2 separate regions of the Homo sapiens genome follow, and region 2 is linked to region 1. A link is an interaction called in ENCODE POLR2A ChIA-PET data of the cell type or tissue named here. Cell type or tissue: MCF 10A. All regions are shown on one strand. Each heading gives the region's core, and the rest is flanking DNA. Links, peaks and the distances in the headings are about the cores only. Region 1 overlaps SIRPA (signal regulatory protein alpha). Region 2 overlaps STK35 (serine/threonine kinase 35).

The links. ChIA-PET counts read pairs that join two places held together with the same protein. Peaks named below come from ENCODE experiments on the same cell type or tissue, not always from the same donor. Only the 100,000 strongest peaks of a DNase experiment are listed, where the experiment ranks them.
Region 2: POLR2A ChIA-PET joins it to region 1 with 5 read pairs; 3 of 35 experiments call an interaction of 5 or more read pairs at or near these places.

What each region holds. Positions count from the first base shown.
Region 1 is chr20:1,930,432-1,939,984 of GRCh38, forward strand. It overlaps SIRPA (signal regulatory protein alpha), which reads left to right. Exons shown (of 8, transcript NM_001040023.2): 7 at 4,284-4,323; 8 at 6,889-9,553. The coding sequence ends at 7,137. Among named protein-coding and RNA genes, the nearest start is that of PDYN-AS1, 12 kb to the right of the region's middle. RefSeq lists enhancers at 6,637-7,191, 7,192-7,744, 9,258-9,553. In MCF 10A, for the core only: no CTCF peak of the experiment used is centred there; DNase peaks (open chromatin) are centred at 3,240, 3,900, 4,510 and 5,420.
Region 2 is chr20:2,103,644-2,113,196 of GRCh38, forward strand. The region is part of intron 2 of STK35 (serine/threonine kinase 35); the gene reads left to right. Among named protein-coding and RNA genes, the nearest start is that of STK35, 6.6 kb to the left of the region's middle. In MCF 10A, for the core only: no CTCF peak of the experiment used is centred there; a DNase peak (open chromatin) is centred at 5,568.

The DNA.
Region 1 (9,553 bases), core at 1,627-6,626:
AGTGAACAAACGAATGAATGAATGGATCAGTGCATACCATCCTAAACCACTGTAGCACGTCCCACTCTGCCTTCTCTGAATCCCTAAAATGCTGCTTCCCAGTGGCTACACAGCCCCATCTAGGAGGATCTCTCTTTTTTGTTTTTTTTGTTGTTATTTTTTTATTTTTTATTTTTGAGACGGAGTTTTGCTCTTGTTGCCCATGCTGGAGTGCAGTGGTGCGATCTTGGCTCACCACAACCTCCGCTTCCTAGGTTCAGATGATTCTCCTGCCTCAGCCTCCTGAGTAGCTGGGATTACAGGCATGCGCCACCACCCCCGGCTAATTTTGTATTTTTAGTAGAGATGGGGTTTCTCCTTGTTGGTCAGGCTGGTCTTGAACTCCCGACCTCAGGTAATCCACCTGCCTCGGCCTCCCAAAGTGCTGGAATTACAGGCGTAAGCCACTGCGCCCGGCCCTGTTGTCATTATTTTTTACTTGTCTTACCTCCCCGATTAGACAATGAGTTTCTGGAAGAATAGGACATTGTCGATAATAGTAACAGCAATAGCAGCTACCATTTATTGAGCACTTACTGTGCTCCTGGCACTATCTATGCCTTTATGTGTATTAACCCACTTGTGATTTTAATTCTTGCAGGAACCCTATGATTTATCACTGTCCCAAGTTCATAGAACAGTGTTTTTCAAACTTGAGTGTGCTACAGAATCCCCAAAGGACTTGTTAAAACACAGATTACTGGGCCCCACCCCCAAAGTCCCTGATTGAGAATCTCTATTTCCACAAGTTCTCAGGTGGTGCTGATGCTGTTGTTCCCCAGCCACACTTTGGGAACCCCTGTTCTAGAAGGTTCTTATTCCCTATCCTATGGTTGAGGAAATTGAGGCTCAGAGAAGTCGTGACATTCCCGAGGTCCTGCGGCTAGGAAGCACCGGAATGATGACTTCAGCCTCGACATCTCTTGTACTAAAGCTAGTGCCTTCATCACTGTTCCCATGCTTCTTGCTGTCTATTTCTTCTTCCCCAGAGAAACCAACCGTTTTCTGCCTGTTTTTTATTTTTCCAGCGTGAGCCTACCAAGGGAGCCATGAGATCACTTGCTCCCTTTCATCTCTCTAAACCAAAGCAATAGCTAGTGAGTGCTAATGGTGGTTTCCCATGTAGCAGCCAGCTTCGGCTTTGGCTTGCTGGGATCAGACATTTTCCAGAGGACGTTGGTGTGAGTAACAGCTGAGCACCTCAGGGAGGCTGCAAGCGGGGAGGCTGCCACTTTGAGCTCAAGGGGTTCTTCAGGTTGCAGGGCTGGTGGAGGGATTGGCTCTCTCTAACTCCCTGGGTTAGGAATGTACAGACAGAATATTGTCTGTAATCTTCCCCAGCTCAGATGAGAGAAAAATGTGTCTCTGCTCCCTTAATGGGGCACTGATCATTCGATCAGCCATTTATTCACTTGTCAGACATTCACTGCATTTATTCTTGGAATATTTAGGGCTTCCCTGAGTCTTTCATTTATTCGTCGGGACTGAGCCTAACTCAGTGCCAAGCCTTGAGCAGAGGGTTGCAAAGGGGAGCAGAAAAGGCCCACCCCTGGTCTCATGGCACTTAAGAGCCAGTGAGAAAGATTCATTCATTCATTCATTCATTCATTCATTCAGCAAATACATATGGACTGCTGACGATGTGCCAGCCCAGTTCTTGGTGCTGGGGCTTCAGCAGTGAATGAGACTGGCCCAGTTCCTCCCTGTGTGAAGCTCAGTGTCCGCTGAGGAGACAGGTTACCAGACAAGCTGGAAAGTTAATAAGGGATGTGGTGCAGCTGCTGACTAGATAAAATGAAGCCAGGTATGGGATAGAGCAGATCAAGGAGGTGGGGTCTGGGGCGAGCAGGGAGGGCTTGTCTGCAAGGTGACATTTAGAAGATCACTGAAGGATGAGGAGGTTCCAGCCAAGGGAATATCTGGGACAAGACTGCACCAATCAAAGGGAACAGCCAGTGCCAAGACCCTGAGACGGGAGCAGTCAGATGCATGCACAGAACGCAGAGGAGGCCAGAGGAGCTGGAGCAGAGCAGAGGCAGGAGAGGGATGGAGCCTAGAGCAGTTGGCCGAGCTGAGCCTTGGAGCTGGTGTCACTTGACCACCTTGGAGTGGTTATAGAGGGGTTGAGCATTCTGAGCAGAAAAGTAACATGACATCACTTATGCATTTCAGATAGGGAGAATGGAGGGCAGGGAAGCAGGAATAGAGGTGGGGAGATCAAGGAGGAGGTTCTTCAGGAATCAGGGGAGTTCGGATGGTGGAGAGGATGGGGTGGCTGGCTTTGATGGATATTTTGGAGGTGGAGCCGACGAGCCCTAGGTTGGATTAGATGAGAGCTGTAAAGGAAGAGAGAGAAGAATCAGGACTGACTCCCACTTCTCCAGCCTGAGCACAGGATGACCGATGGTAGAGCTATTCACTGAAATAGGAAAATCCAGGGGAGACACAGATATGGGGAAAATGATAATTGGTTATTGTCTGAAATTGCTTTGAAAGAGAAGAACCCAATGTTTTGAGAATGGAGTTTGGGGGTTCAGTGAATATTTCCCCAAGAAAAGGCTGTTTAAAAATAGCATCTGAAGGAAGAAAAGGATTAAAGCAGATTAAGAGGCAGCAGCATGGAGCATGCAAAGGCCCTGGGGCAGCCTGACTGGCATTCATTCCAAGTCACTGTTTTTGAGCACATGTGGTGAGGAAGCATGGCAGGCAGGCAGGCAGACAGCAATAGAAACCAGATATGCAGATAGACAGGAGATCTGAGATTGTCATGGAGGGGCAGCCCAGCCAGCGCAGCACTGTCAGCAGAGCCATCACAAGGTGACACCATAGTTGAGTCTTGAAGGAAACAGGAAAGTTAGCCAAGAGGAAAAATGATCAAAGGGGTCCTTCGAGGCTGCTATTGAAGCATGAAGTACATAACATCAAATGCCACCCCCCCCCCGAAATATCTGGTGGGCAGATGAGTGGGTACATGAGGGCAGGGCAGTGAATTAGCCTGGAGGCAGCACGTCAGACCACGTGGGACTCTGAGCAGGGCGATGAGTTGGACTTGAACCAGCCAGCCAGTGGGAAGCTCCAGGAGGGCTGGAGGCCAGTAGTGTGGGGACAGATCTGCGTGATCTTCCCCAGCAGACGTGCCCCTGCTCCTGGAGGGTTCTTTCTGTGGCCACGTGGGGCTTGTCATGTCTCAGAACTGCTTTCAGAGCCAAGCACTCATGCCAAATCCATTAATAACCCTGCTGCCAAGCCCCACTGCTCATTTCTGACATTATCCATGCTAACATCCCCGGGGTTGCCGGCTTGAGAATTTACACAACTTCTGCCAAGCCAGTGGCTCTGGTTTGCTCATCACCTTGACCGTGACCCTCCAGTGAGTCAAGTCATGACCTCCAATTACAGAAGCAAGTGCACGAACAACTTCTTTGATTAACTTGGACATCTTGGTCTTTTTCTTTTCTTTCTTTAATGATGATACATAGATGTTTATAATACAGAACATTTGGAGAATATGGGAAACTAAAAAGGAGAAAAAAAATACCATGCAAAGACCACTGCAGTTTGCATTTTGCTATGTTTCCTTCCAGTGTTATCCACACATTTTTCATAATTGAGATAATCCTACAGAGAATTTTCCTTTTTCACTTATCATTTTAATGTAAGCAATTTTAACTTAAAAAAAAAACCTCCTCATAAACCTTTTAAATCTTTATCTGTGGATTTATCCTAATTTCCCTAACCAGTCCCAATTGGCAGAGCCCTAAGACATAAACCTCCTCCCCCATCCAGCCCTTGACAAATGCCTTTGTGTTGAAAGCTTTTTCTATATTTTGAATTCCCCCAAAAAAAAGTGCAATTATGAGTCAAAGGATGAGGACATCTTCCAAGCTCTTGATTTTGCCAGCTGCTTCCCAAAAGGATTGTACTGGTTTGCCTCTCCCACCAGTGACGTATGAAAGCTCCAGTTCATTTCACCATAGCTTCCCCAGCACCAAGTATTATAATTTTTAAAGATCCTTGCCAATAGAGTAGGTTAAAAAAATGATAGTGCATTGCTTAGAATTCCTTTTTAGTGAGATTGACCCCTTTGTCCAAACATTTGATATGCAGTTGTATTTCTGTTATGAGTCCTTCGTTCATGTCCTCAACCCATATAGAAAATGGAGCCTAAATGTTATTCTTATCAGTTTGCATGAGCACTTGAGATAGTGAGGGTATTTTTATCTGTGTGTCTCTTTCCTTTTTAGGTTGCATGAGCCCGAGAAGAATGCCAGAGAAATAACACAGGTACAGTCCTTGGTGAGATGCCCTTCCTGGGAAACTCCGTGGCGTGGTTGCTTCACATCAACCGGAATTGCAGATCTGGTTCTAAATTAAGACTCCTTGTGGGGTGGAGGGTGGAGGATCTTACACTCCTAGCTTTCCCCATGTCCTGTGCATATTCCTTCTCTCTACTGCAGCCAAGAGTGGCTGTTGCAGCCTCATGACTCAGTGCGACCCATTGCACAACTCCCCAGGGGCACCATTCACAATCCGTCCTATGAAAATGGTGCCCTGGAGTCAGGCTGCAGCTCCCTTAGTGTGGATCGTGCCTTCCCATCTCTCTACATTTGCCCAGGCCCATCCCTCTACCAGGAGCGCCACTCCCAGCTCACTGCCCGCTCCTCACAGCCAGGCTTTTCTATGCTGGAACTGCAAAGCCCAGCCTGCCAGGGCCTCTCCCACCTTTGCTGATGGAAAGACCCCATGTCATTAATTACCTCACACAAGGGCACACTCACTCAAGCTGGAGGTTTCTGGTCAGCATTGCTGAGATGATTTTGCAGCAACACGGTTTCTGAGAAACCTAGCCCTGCTTATCACCGGCTGATGCTGTCAGACCTTGAAGGCAGAGGGCTGCTCAGCATCTTGTAACAAGACAGGCCCTGCTCTGAACCCGGAACGAGAGCGCGCCAGCTGTCCTTGACATTTCCAAGGCAGTTGTCATCTTTTTAGATGTAATCTGTTGAAGGAGTCGGGCTGGTGAAAGGCGCAGCATTTGTAGACCAAAATGCCTTGGCCCTGCCCTTGTGACCCATGGGGTCCCCCCGCAGCCCCGGACATGAGCTCGAGTTGTAATTAAGAAAAAACAATTTCCAGTCATGAGCGAGGGAGATCTTCTCCCCCATCATTTTACTTCTGGACTTCCTCCTGGAATCTTCTGGGGGAAAAAAATGATGGTGAGAAGAATGGGTCATGGAAACCTCTACGAAATTCACAGCAGAGACTTACTGGGCACCCACTGTGTGCCACGCACTGGACAGTGAGCCAGACAGTCACAGCCCAGCTGGCAGAGTGCCTGCGATTCCAGTGCCAGGTGCCAGCCCTGGCCAGGGAGGGAGTTGCACGCTGTCAACACGGATTTCCCAGACAGAAGCAAATGAGAGCACGCAGGGCTCAGGACAGAGGAGCTGTGTGCTAAGAGCACAGTCGTAGAGTCCAACACACTTTGGTTCTTTGCCAGCCGGACAACTTTGTCCACTTTATTGAACCTCCCTTGGTCTCAGTGTCTTCAGCCGTAAAGTGGAATAGATAATCCTTCCCAAGCAGGGTTGTGGTAAGAGTGGATGGGGTGATCTATGTGATTGTGTGCTGCTTGTAAGCCCTGAGAACTGAAATCAGCCATTACCGTGCACCAACTAGGAGGTGTGCCGGTTGGTGGTAGCTTTATTCTGTTCTATCACGCAGGGGCCAGTCACAGAGGGAGCAAAGTTTATCATTCATGATGGGCGCTTTTGAGGCGGCAGTGGCAGGTTGATAGGATTAGCACATGGGAGGTATCCAAGTTTGCTAAGTGGTTAATGATTGCGAACATTTATTGAAGACAGATGCTCAATAGGTACCAGGCTCTGTTCTAAACGCTTTACCTGGATAATCTCATTCCATCCTCACAGCAACCCTGGCAGTAGACACTATTATCATCCCCTCTTTACAGATGGAGAAACTGAGGCCCAGAGAGGTTAAGTGAATTGCTCAAAATCCCTGAGCTAGAACCAGGATTCAAACCCAGGCTTTCTGACTCCAGAACGTTTCCCGCTTCACTAACTGGCGATCTCGTTCTTATACTGCCCCTGTTCTCTGTCTCCCTGTCCCCAGCTTTGCCCTGAGTGAAGGTGAAATTATTGCCATCCACTCATATATTCATTCAATATGGATCAGACTTCTTATGTGCCAGCCTTGGTTTCTGAATCATAACAAATGCCCAGTGAATATTTGTGGAATAAACGCATACATTAATGAATGTCCCCACACGTACCACCATCAGCAGCACCTCCTCAGGCCCCCAAACAGACATGGTCCTGGGTAGCGGGCCCTGTGATGGAAAACAAACATGGGCTGAGGAAGCACAAAGAAGGAACATGGACCCTGCCAGGAGAGGGGAGAGCCAGGGAGGGTCTTAGTATGAGCCATGCTTCATCTGAAATTTACATGGTGGATTGGGATTTGTTACAAGGAGAAGCAGGACAGACACCCTCGAGGGATGAACATGAGAAATGGGTGAAGACTGCAGGTGGTTCAGGCTAGGAGGAGGCAGGAACGGGAGGAGGTGACACTGAGGCGGGGCTGTGAGGAGACTGCACTGTGCGGGTCAGAAAGACCCTTCAGGCAGGGTGAGGAGGAGGGCAGATGGGAAGGGGCAAGGCTGGAGGCAAGTAACGTTGGCAAGAGATGAGGGGAACATGACTTATGGCTGAGCCAGTGTGGGCCGAGAGGACACAGAAGCATCCAGACTTGGTATTCAGTTTGAGTGAGTGGGCCAGGGGCTATAGAATGACCTTCTCATGACTTTCTCTTTGGGTATCTTAAATCCAGGACACAAATGATATCACATATGCAGACCTGAACCTGCCCAAGGGGAAGAAGCCTGCTCCCCAGGCTGCGGAGCCCAACAACCACACGGAGTATGCCAGCATTCAGACCAGCCCGCAGCCCGCGTCGGAGGACACCCTCACCTATGCTGACCTGGACATGGTCCACCTCAACCGGACCCCCAAGCAGCCGGCCCCCAAGCCTGAGCCGTCCTTCTCAGAGTACGCCAGCGTCCAGGTCCCGAGGAAGTGAATGGGACCGTGGTTTGCTCTAGCACCCATCTCTACGCGCTTTCTTGTCCCACAGGGAGCCGCCGTGATGAGCACAGCCAACCCAGTTCCCGGAGGGCTGGGGCGGTGCAGGCTCTGGGACCCAGGGGCCAGGGTGGCTCTTCTCTCCCCACCCCTCCTTGGCTCTCCAGCACTTCCTGGGCAGCCACGGCCCCCTCCCCCCACATTGCCACATACCTGGAGGCTGACGTTGCCAAACCAGCCAGGGAACCAACCTGGGAAGTGGCCAGAACTGCCTGGGGTCCAAGAACTCTTGTGCCTCCGTCCATCACCATGTGGGTTTTGAAGACCCTCGACTGCCTCCCCGATGCTCCGAAGCCTGATCTTCCAGGGTGGGGAGGAGAAAATCCCACCTCCCCTGACCTCCACCACCTCCACCACCACCACCACCACCACCACCACCACTACCACCACCACCCAACTGGGGCTAGAGTGGGGAAGATTTCCCCTTTAGATCAAACTGCCCCTTCCATGGAAAAGCTGGAAAAAAACTCTGGAACCCATATCCAGGCTTGGTGAGGTTGCTGCCAACAGTCCTGGCCTCCCCCATCCCTAGGCTAAAGAGCCATGAGTCCTGGAGGAGGAGAGGACCCCTCCCAAAGGACTGGAGACAAAACCCTCTGCTTCCTTGGGTCCCTCCAAGACTCCCTGGGGCCCAACTGTGTTGCTCCACCCGGACCCATCTCTCCCTTCTAGACCTGAGCTTGCCCCTCCAGCTAGCACTAAGCAACATCTCGCTGTGGACGCCTGTAAATTACTGAGAAATGTGAAACGTGCAATCTTGAAACTGAGGTGTTAGAAAACTTGATCTGTGGTGTTTTGTTTTGTTTTTTTTCTTAAAACAACAGCAACGTGATCTTGGCTGTCTGTCATGTGTTGAAGTCCATGGTTGGGTCTTGTGAAGTCTGAGGTTTAACAGTTTGTTGTCCTGGAGGGATTTTCTTACAGCGAAGACTTGAGTTCCTCCAAGTCCCAGAACCCCAAGAATGGGCAAGAAGGATCAGGTCAGCCACTCCCTGGAGACACAGCCTTCTGGCTGGGACTGACTTGGCCATGTTCTCAGCTGAGCCACGCGGCTGGTAGTGCAGCCTTCTGTGACCCCGCTGTGGTAAGTCCAGCCTGCCCAGGGCTGCTGAGGGCTGCCTCTTGACAGTGCAGTCTTATCGAGACCCAATGCCTCAGTCTGCTCATCCGTAAAGTGGGGATAGTGAAGATGACACCCCTCCCCACCACCTCTCATAAGCACTTTAGGAACACACAGAGGGTAGGGATAGTGGCCCTGGCCGTCTATCCTACCCCTTTAGTGACCGCCCCCATCCCGGCTTTCTGAGCTGATCCTTGAAGAAGAAATCTTCCATTTCTGCTCTCAAACCCTACTGGGATCAAACTGGAATAAATTGAAGACAGCCAGGGGGATGGTGCAGCTGTGAAGCTCGGGCTGATTCCCCCTCTGTCCCAGAAGGTTGGCCAGAGGGTGTGACCCAGTTACCCTTTAACCCCCACCCTTCCAGTCGGGTGTGAGGGCCTGACCGGGCCCAGGGCAAGCAGATGTCGCAAGCCCTATTTATTCAGTCTTCACTATAACTCTTAGAGTTGAGACGCTAATGTTCATGACTCCTGGCCTTGGGATGCCCAAGGGATTTCTGGCTCAGGCTGTAAAAGTAGCTGAGCCATCCTGCCCATTCCTGGAGGTCCTACAGGTGAAACTGCAGGAGCTCAGCATAGACCCAGCTCTCTGGGGGATGGTCACCTGGTGATTTCAATGATGGCATCCAGGAATTAGCTGAGCCAACAGACCATGTGGACAGCTTTGGCCAGAGCTCCCGTGTGGCATCTGGGAGCCACAGTGACCCAGCCACCTGGCTCAGGCTAGTTCCAAATTCCAAAAGATTGGCTTGTAAACCTTCGTCTCCCTCTCTTTTACCCAGAGACAGCACATACGTGTGCACACGCATGCACACACACATTCAGTATTTTAAAAGAATGTTTTCTTGGTGCCATTTTCATTTTATTTTATTTTTTAATTCTTGGAGGGGGAAATAAGGGAATAAGGCCAAGGAAGATGTATAGCTTTAGCTTTAGCCTGGCAACCTGGAGAATCCACATACCTTGTGTATTGAACCCCAGGAAAAGGAAGAGGTCGAACCAACCCTGCGGAAGGAGCATGGTTTCAGGAGTTTATTTTAAGACTGCTGGGAAGGAAACAGGCCCCATTTTGTATATAGTTGCAACTTAAACTTTTTGGCTTGCAAAATATTTTTGTAATAAAGATTTCTGGGTAATAATGAGTCCTTCCGGTGTTCAGTATTCTTGTCTTTGTGAGTGCGTCCCGGGGCCGCCTCGGGGCCTGCCTGCCCTCCTGCCAAAGCCTGGAAGAG
Region 2 (9,553 bases), core at 2,513-7,512, 170 kb after region 1:
GTTATTAAACGTCTTCTATTTTTAAGATCGGTTGGGGGAGTGGAGGAGGGGTCGGGTTCAGTTAGTAGCAGAACTGCGGAGCCTCCTCACCCCCGAGGGCCTCTCTCTTTCCCTCCCAAAACAAACAAAAAGAAAAAACTTGACTGGACCCACCCACACCCTCTCCCTGTCTGGTTCCAAGTTTCCTGACACCCTCCAGCTCCAACCCCCAAACTCCTGTGGCTTCCTCGTCTGCCTTTTCCTCTGAGGCCCCCGGCCCTTCATCCCAGGCAGCCGAGCAAACTGACTGTCTTCTGGCTTGGTCCTCTGAGGGGTGCAGGCTGACAACCCTCACAGGTGGCCTGAGAGCTGTCACATAACAAAGCATCCGGCATCTTTTCCCTCCGTTTTACATTCTTAATCTTTTTCTTAACCTCAGAGGCTGGCTGGGAAGTGGTTTTACTTAAAAGGAAAATGGGGTACATTGAGGCAAGAGGTCTTGCAGTCCTGGAGGAACTAATTATCTTAGTTTCCGGGTTTTAACTGCAGTTAGGGAATGTATTCATCCTAACTACTCAGTACTCACAAGCCTTTTTCATACTACCAGTAGCTAAGTGTCTGCTTGGAGAGGAGAGAGGCGGTAGAAAGTTTGAGGAGACTTTCCGAGGCAGGAGGATCCAGGGGAAGAAAGTTTACTAATCCGAGTCCCAGCTGTGGTCTCAGTGCTGAAGTAATTTTTAGGTAATAACTTCAAAAGTAAATTCTATCCTTTTTCTATAAATAAACTAAGGCTTAGAAGTGAACAAATAACTTGATCAGGGTTAATCCGCTTGAAAGGGAAGTTAGACTGTACTCCTGGTTTCCTTACATTTCTCAGAGCTTAAGTGACGGGGATCCCAGATCTGTCTTGATTCGAGGCCTGGATCCTTTCGAAGGCGTAATGCTGTTCTCTGCACCCTGAGGATGAACTTTTTTAAGAGTGGGTAGGATTTGGGGTGAGTTTGGAGGGGGTGGTTTCCCAAAATCTTGTTACTTTTGCACAACTTAAAGATCCCCCAAGTCTTTCCCAAGAGAACGCTTTGTCCCATTGCAAGTCAGTTGTTTGACAGTGGAGTTGGAAACATGAATCAGTATCACCTAGAGTCCTTTAATTAGATGTCTAACTTTATAAAGTCCATCCGTGCCCCATCCATTCTGAGAAGCCTACCCTCTCCCCAGGGTGAGTGTTTTTGTTTTGAAAAGACTTCCAGCAGGGCACAATGGCTCACGACTGTAATCCCAGCACTTTGGGAGGCTGAGGTGGGAGGATGGCTTGAGCCCAGGAGTTTGGGAACAGCCTGGGCAACAAAGTGAGACCCTGGTCTCCACAAAAAATAGAAAAAAAAATAGCCGGACCTGATGGCACAGGCTTATAGTCCCAGCTACTTGAGAGGCAGAGGCAGGAGGATCAGTTGAGCCTGGGAGGTTGAGGCTACAGTGAGCCATTATCATGCAATGGCACTATAACCTGGGCGACTGAGCAAGACCCTGTCTCAAAAAAAAAAAAAAAAGACTCCCTAGGGGATTCGTTTATCTTACCTATATTCTAGGAGCGCATCACTTACTTTGAAGTCTTTCTATTCTCAGACTTCTCTTAGTCTTCTCCTTTACTGCCAATGAATGGTCTGGACTTCCTACTACAGGATTGCCTTGGGATGTAGGAATTTGCCTTGCCGAATGTTTATTCCTTGTGTCCTCAGTTCATTGACGCCAGTCTCGAACCTTCAACCTCAGCTTGAAGCTCTTGCTTACTCTCTCAACATATAAATACTATGTGGACTTTCCTCACCTGAAGAATTTGTCAAAATTCCAAAGTGACCCCATGGCAGCATAGCATAGTGGTTAGTACCATGGACTTTGGGGTTAGACCCTCTGGCTCATCCCAGGACTGACTGCACAAAACATGGAGCAAATTGTTTGAACCCTGTGAGGAGCATTCCTTTATTGTAAGATAGTGGGTATGTACCTATGACATTAGGTACATAGGGTCACTGTGCAAACTGTTAATGTCAGCAAGTGCTCCACATAGGGAGGAATTCACTGCCTTATATAAGTTCACACCATGTTCTGTACTCTTCTACCCTCACCCCCTTCAAGATTCACATTGTTCTTGCTCAAGTTTCCCAAACTTGTTTCATCATAGAACACACCTTGTTTTCTGTGTTGTCAGGCACACCAAGTTGACAGAAACACTGGTGTTTTCATCCTCCCTTTGTGAACTAAAACTGGGACCTAGAAAAATGAAATCTTTTGCTTTAGGCCGTACACTGGATTGGATTGGTCCCTTTCAGTTGTTTGGAGTCTTTAAAATATTTGAACCTCTACGGTGTTCAGGGCTCAGAGACAGAGCAGTGAAGAAAATATGTGTTGTTTCTGCTTATGAAAATGACATTCAAGCTGACTTGCAATGTGTGGATTTTTCAAGTAGTAAATAGGTAATCATTTTTGCTTCTTAAAATAGAGAACAGATACCAAAATTACTCCAGGTTAAACTTTGCTTATTCTGGATTCCAAAATTTAGGGGTCTTGATCTGTCCTGGGGCCTTGGGTTTACAGCATGCAAATACCACCCAGTAATGTTAAAGCTGGAAGGAATCGTAGAGATAACCTGGTTCAGCTCTCTCATTAAATAGAAAAGTCCTTTACAGTCACCCTTGGCCCTGCCTCCTAAAACTCAGAATGATTTTGAACAGGCCAAAAAGTGTGAATCTGCCTTGAAGTCTCAACTAAACCTAATGCTGAGTCCCTACTGTGGTATTTGAAGGGAAAGAAAAAAAGCAAAGCAAAACACACCACCCCTTGCCCCAATGGAACTTACATTTGAAAAGTTTGAGAACTGGAAGAAGATTTAAATGCTATTCAAGATCACTGGAGGAAATGACCAGTCAACTCATAAGCAAGGGCTTTGCACAAGAATTAAGAGGAAAGAGAATCAGGAGTTAGGGAGAAGGTGGGCTTGAAAGTAGGGTGCCTAGGACTGTGGATAGGCGAAGAGACAAAGGGAGTCCGTTTCACTATTTGGCCAGTAAAATAATCCAGTATCGAAAAGAGAAATGTCTTGAAATGCTGTTCTTGGTCTTACCCCATTTTGTTTGATAGCCTTAAATGCATTGTCTCCTTCCATTCTGTGCACAGACCAAACACGTCCTACCCAGAGGCATTAAGACAGCAGAAGCTTCGGAGGAATAGAAAGAGGTCTTAGATGTGTGACCTGGCTGCCTGTTTCACAAGGAAGGAAACTGAAGCCCAGAAAAGGGACAAAACTTTTATCCACAATGAGTTAGTGATAGCACTCAAACCAGCCTCCCAGGCTTTTTAAAACCACATTTACAATCCTGTAAATTATTTGGTTGAAGGGTTGGTGCCTATGTTTTTAACTTTGAAATACTTCTCACATAAAGGTTGGGGGGGTGAAGGCATCAACAGTTTGCTTTTATCCCCTTGTTTTCCATTGCGAGAATGCCTGTCCTGAATGTGCCTAAAACAAAGTTCAAGATTACTGCCACTTAGACAGCAGGCAAGCCTGAGTCACTGTCAGTCAGAAATTCTGTTGCTTTGTCTAAGGCACACACTGATTCTTCTGACAAATAGCAAGTGAGGACACACTCACAGACACTAATCCAGGACAAACTCTCAAGACTCATATAACAGAATAGTTAGAAGTTTGGGAGAGCCGGGAGCCTAGCTTACACTCAACTTGATAAGACACTAATTGTTCTTTACCAATTGTTTGATGTCGATGCCTTTAGGTGGCTGGGAACCGAGGCCTTGGAAAGTAATCTTGCCTGCACACCAAGTGGCTTTGAGCCAGGCTACTATAAGAGGCCATGCAGAGTTTTTCTCCACGAGGCATGCAGAGGACGCATGCCCACATGAACATAATGCAGGGTCACAAGTGGTAGCATCTTAGAAAATAGTACAGTTGTCTGGGAGTTTAGTTAGGGGCATTGGGGAAGCAGGGGAAGGAAGAAGCTGAGGGAGGAACTATAATAGTATAGGATAGACCAGGGTCTTAGCAATAGATGGGTTGTCAGCCTGCAAACTTCCCCAACTTGTCGAGTGCCTAGGGAACCTTCAGAGCAGAGCAAGGCCGTTCCCTCCCCAGCCCTTAGAAAAGCAACTCTGAATCCTCTTCTGTGGCTTGGGTCTCAGAGTTTAGAGAGCCGCCAGGTCAAGAGGCAGAGAGCTGGCTGGCATTGGGGAAATATAAGTTAACACAATACAATAAAATGCTAGACTCAGAGTCAGAAGGTTTTAATCCCAGTTTCACCCTGTAAATAAGAGCTGAAACTTGCAGGTTGCTATGTATCAGGTGAAGTCAGTACCGTGATTATCTTCATTTTATAGGTGAGGCAACTGAGGTACCAAGGTTAGTGAAATTGCCCAATGTAAAACAGCTAAGCAAGTAACCAAGTCAGGATTCAAGGCCAGACATTCAAACTTGAGTATGCTTTCTTAACTGCTGTGGGGTACTGCTGGGACAGGTAGCTTAAGTTCTAGGTTCTTCTGTTTTTCTTGGTTGTAAAATGGGCATAATCATATTTTACTCAGAAACTAATGGCTCAGGCCGTGTGCGGTGGCTCACACCTGTAATCCCAACACTTTGGGAGGCCGAGGTGGACGGATCACCTCAGGTCAGGAGGTGGAGACCAGCCTGGCCAAAGTGGTGAAACCCTGTCTCTACTAAAAATACAAAAAATCAGCTGGGCGTGGTGGCGGGCGCCTGTAATCCCAGCTACTCAAGAGGCTGAAGCAGGAGAATCACTTGAACCCGGGAGGCAGAGGCTGCAGTGAGCTGAGATCGCATCAGTGCACTCCAGCCTGGGCGACAGAGCAAGACTGTCTCCAAAAAAAAAGAAAGAAACTAATGGCTCCTCTTTGTTTTTAGTTGTATATTGATCAGTGCTTGTGGCACTGCTGATTTCTGTTGGTTCCTTCTGTGTGTCTCAGCTGCCAGGGACCCCACCTGCTCTCTGCTCTACTCTTGAATGACTTGGGGCAACCACACAGACTTCTTGCTCCTGACCGACTACTTTTTATGTGCATTGGGGATTTTAGGTACCAGCCCCAGGAGACAGAAGCAGCCCTTCCTTAATTGAGAGCTTTGGTTAATTGGGGTTGCGTTGGGTAAGGCTTTTTATAGTATAAACTCTCGAGGGGTGCTTCCTAAGTAGAACTTGTAGTCTGCTCATATTCACCTCAAATGTGGCCTTTGCTGGTATCTGTAGGGCTAGGAACCCTCCTTAGTGACTTCTAAATTCTGGATCCTGACCTAGTTGTCTTTAACTTGCATATTCTGCATACCCTACTACTACTTTCTGTGTTCTTTCTCTTTTTACACCTCTCCAGCGCATGACTTTTATCTTGATTTATTTCACCCTCTTATCGACCACCTAGGTGTGCATGTGGTATACTGTGGGGAACCCAGAGACTTGATTTCATTCCACCGTGAGTGCCCAGTCTAATGGAAGAGATGGTTACAGTACAATAGATGTTACTTCACTGCAGCCTGTAAGAGGTGCTCTGGGTGAATCAGCTGCCAGGAATGTGGACTAAATCTGGGGAAAGGAAGGATGAGTTGTAAAAGGGTAAATCAGAAACAAGCCTGGCAAGAGCTGAGGCTTAGGTGTGTGGCAAGGCCCATGCATATGGAGAGAGATACTTGAGCCCGGACTGCCATGGATTAGGGGTACCCCAACTCTCTGCCTGGCTGGTGGATTCTACATTTTAACAAACCCCTGTAATGTTCCAAGTAGTAATAGCTAGCATTTCGTAGTATTTTCATACTCCTTTTCTCATTTAATCATCACCACTGTAAAGTTGGTGTTTATATAACTTGTTCTTACAGACAAGAACGTCAGTGTCCATCAAGGTCAAGTTGCTTGTCCAGCACAACACTAGAGAAAGGTCAGGGCCTAGGTTTACATCCAGATGCTCTTTCCAGTGTCCATGTTCTTGACAGGCTGCCTTGTGACCGTGTTGGACAGCTGCCAGTGGTGTCCAGAGACATTAGCATAATTCACACCCAGTAGCAGTCTGCTCTAGTGTCCAGGCACCATTCAAGGTGCTTTGTATGTCACAGTTAAGCCTTAGAGCAGTCCAGTGCTGTAGGTGTTTCTTCTCAATTTATAAAAAACTAAACAGATTCTTAGTGTTCTAAGAAATTTGCCCAGGATCATATAGCTATGTAATTGGGGGATTGGGGGCAGGTAGTAGAGGGAATGTTGACCCCAGGCCTGGCTGGCTTTACAGCCCCTGTCCGGCCGGTGGGTTTACTCTTGTCCTCTTTTGGACACTGTGTTTTGCCCTGGCAGCCAACAGAACAAGTCTGTTAATCTTAGGAAGTACTTTGGACACACCCTGTGGTGTTGCTATGGTACCCAGCCTCTTTATAATGACATAACAGCACAAAATCATTGAGAATGGGACCAATTCTTGGTCTGCATTTTCATATTTCTTTGGGAAGATGTGCCAGGATGGGTCCGTGTCTTTAGCTTCTTAGGACAGATCTTTGGCTGAGCCAGCTCTTTAACTAAAATATTTTAATGTACAACTCCTAATTAAACAGGGATGGCTATAGTCATAATTTATTCAAACTTCATTTTTCGGGGTTCCCTCATCCTTTTTCTTAAGACATAACTTTATAATTTTAATATTCTGCCCTTTTCCCCCCTTCACATTAAAACTTGCTTATTACATGCTATGTGACTTTCTCTTTTGGCTTTTTAAGTAAACTTTTGTTGAAGTATAATATGGTCCTTTAAAACTTTCAGCCAATTGGTATTACCATAGTTAACTGTTACTCATTCTCATTCTTGGACAGTAGTTTTCCAATCCTCCACTTTGACTTACTCTGTATGGAATACCAGTTCTGAGTGTCTCTGGTGTTTGGTGTGTGTTTTTTTGTTGGGTGGGGAGGCTTGTTTGTTTTGTGTCTTTTTGACACTTTTGGAATGAATTCCTCAAGTGGGATTTTTCTTTCAAATGGATCGAGCATTTCTAAGACTTCCTATATGTATTGCTGAATTGCTGAAGTGTGCGTAAGTCAAAGTCCTAATTAGTCCTCTGCTGAAAGACAGATCTGCATGTTGTGTGGTTGGACCATCACGAGGGACTGGATGAACATTAAACTCTGGGGGGCACGCATCAGAGTCTGCTGTGGGAACTAGCACATCCAGGTGTGCGATTTTGCTGCAGGCACTAAGGCAGTCACAGTGCTTCTGCTGAGAATCTAGCCTATGGAAACTCAAGGTCCTGCCCTCAACTAGGCAAGTTACTTAATCTTTTGCTCCTGAGTCTCCTCACCTGTGAGAGGAAATGTAATTATTATCTGAATAGATAGCAGTTTCGAGTAACCAGAGAGGAATGGCAGAGCACTCTCTGAATTCTTCCTTTCCATCTTATGTGACAAGTTATTAAATCTTATTTATCCTAAACTTCTAAGACCTTTCACATCCTCTTCTCACCTCCTCCCTTGCCAGCCCTCACTTCACCAGGTTTCAGAGCCTCTTGATAAGTCAGTCGGCCACTAGGCTGTCTCCCATCGCCAACCCCTCATGCCTCCATAAGGAACTTGTTTCATTGTCCAAGATATGCTCTTTCACAGTTTAACGTCTCTGAAATCAGCGGTTGACTTAGTCAATGGTGTGCCCATAGCGTTGTCAGCAGCCTATATGGCTTACTTAAATGGTATGCCTTAAAATTGGTGACTTGTAGATTCTGTAAGCGACACATCTCTAAAATACGTCAGTGGCCAGGCGTGGTGGCTCATGCCTATAATTACCCAGTACTTAAGGAGGCTGAGGTGGAAGGATTGCCTGAGCCCAGAAGTTCAAGACCAGCCCGGGCAACATAAGGAGACCCTGTCTCTACTAAAAATAGAAAAGAATAGCCGGGCGTGGTGGTGCATGGTTGTAATCCCCACTACTCTATTCGAGAGGCTGAGGCAGGAGGCTCCCTTGAGCCCAGAAGGTAGAGGCAGCAGTGAGCTGTGATTGGCTGCACTCTGGCCTGGGCAACAGAGCTAGACCGTTTCAAAATAAGTAAATAAATAAAATGTATTAAGAACTTTCAGTCACTTCCCATTTCTTGGAGTCTAAATCCACCTTAGAAGATATCCAGCCTCATTCCGGCACATCTACAGAAACTCTTCTGTGATTATCCAGACTACTCGTGTCCCTGGCGCACACCCACCTGCTCCTGTGCCCACTCCCCTCATCCTGGGAGACGCAGCTGCAGGGCCTCTCGCAGTTATTCTCAGCCTGCCTTCCTCTCATCCCAGCTTCTCTCCCAACTCTTCTGGCAGATCCGGGCCCGCTTCCTAGTTCTCACAGCTGTAGTCATTCTGCTTCTAATGACCAGAAGCCTATGTAAGGGCAGGGATGCCCCTCAGCTCACCGCACCTCTGTCTCAAGAGCAATGTGTGCTCAGAAATTGTTGAAGTGGCGTTGACTAAAACCTGGAAATCTAACTTCTGGAGAAGGCTTAAGGATAGGCTTGTAAAAATCTAGAGCATTTTGTATTTCTTTACAGGAAGTGCCTGTCTTTCCAAAGCTCCTACTGGCTTGTCTTTATGCTGAGCCTGCTGGCCTCACGTTTTTCAGCGAAGCAAGCCATGTTTTTATTGGGAACTTAAGCACTACTGATGAATTTCCATGACTAATGAGATGCAAGACACCTGCTTGGTTTTGTTCTTGGGTTTACTTTAAGCATCTTCTCTCCCTGTGGACTGTGGCATAGGATATGTTTTGAAATACATAATTTATATTATGGTCACCTGACTGTCAGACTTGAGGGAAAGGTAGTAAAACTGTCCCCAAAGGCAGGCCTGCCTCTCTTGGAAGAACACTTTTTAGCCCTCTGTGAGCTGGGAGACAGCATGGTCTGGGGGGAGGACTTGCTGTGGGGGTTCTCTCCTATCCCCCCCAGTTACTCATGGTAAGGGCCCTCGGGCAGACTCTGAAGCCTTTCTCAGCCTTAGTTGCCCCACCTGTAAAACGGTGCCTGGTAAGATGAGATAGCTCACATAATAAACTTTTAAAATAGTACCTGGAACCCAGTAGGCTTTCACAGGCTAATTTACCTCAAATCCTTACTATCTCCAAATAACCTGCCTGTTTTCTCCCTCTCTGGGAAGGAAGCTAAATTTGTAACTCTTATTAATCTTATACAACTGTCAGATTATACCAGACAAGGGAATTATAAAACTTAAGTAAATTTTATTTGTTCCTCTCAGCTCAAAAAACTGAATTTCATGTGGGGATTTTAGTGGTTGCTGCATATATCTATTCCAATTATATATCCTGAAACTGGGGAAATACCCGCAGTTGTGGGTGGGTCGGGAGCCCACTGTGAGATGGGCCTGAGCTGAAACTCCATGGATCACCTGCCCTCCATCAGTCCTGTTCTGACTGGTGGACCACAGTGACAGTTTGGTTCTTTGGGAATTAGTGTCTTTTTGGAACTTGTGTTCAGTAATCCCCTAAAGTTTGATTACTTTCCCTTCCTCAATGCACAGGCACCTTGGAAATGACTG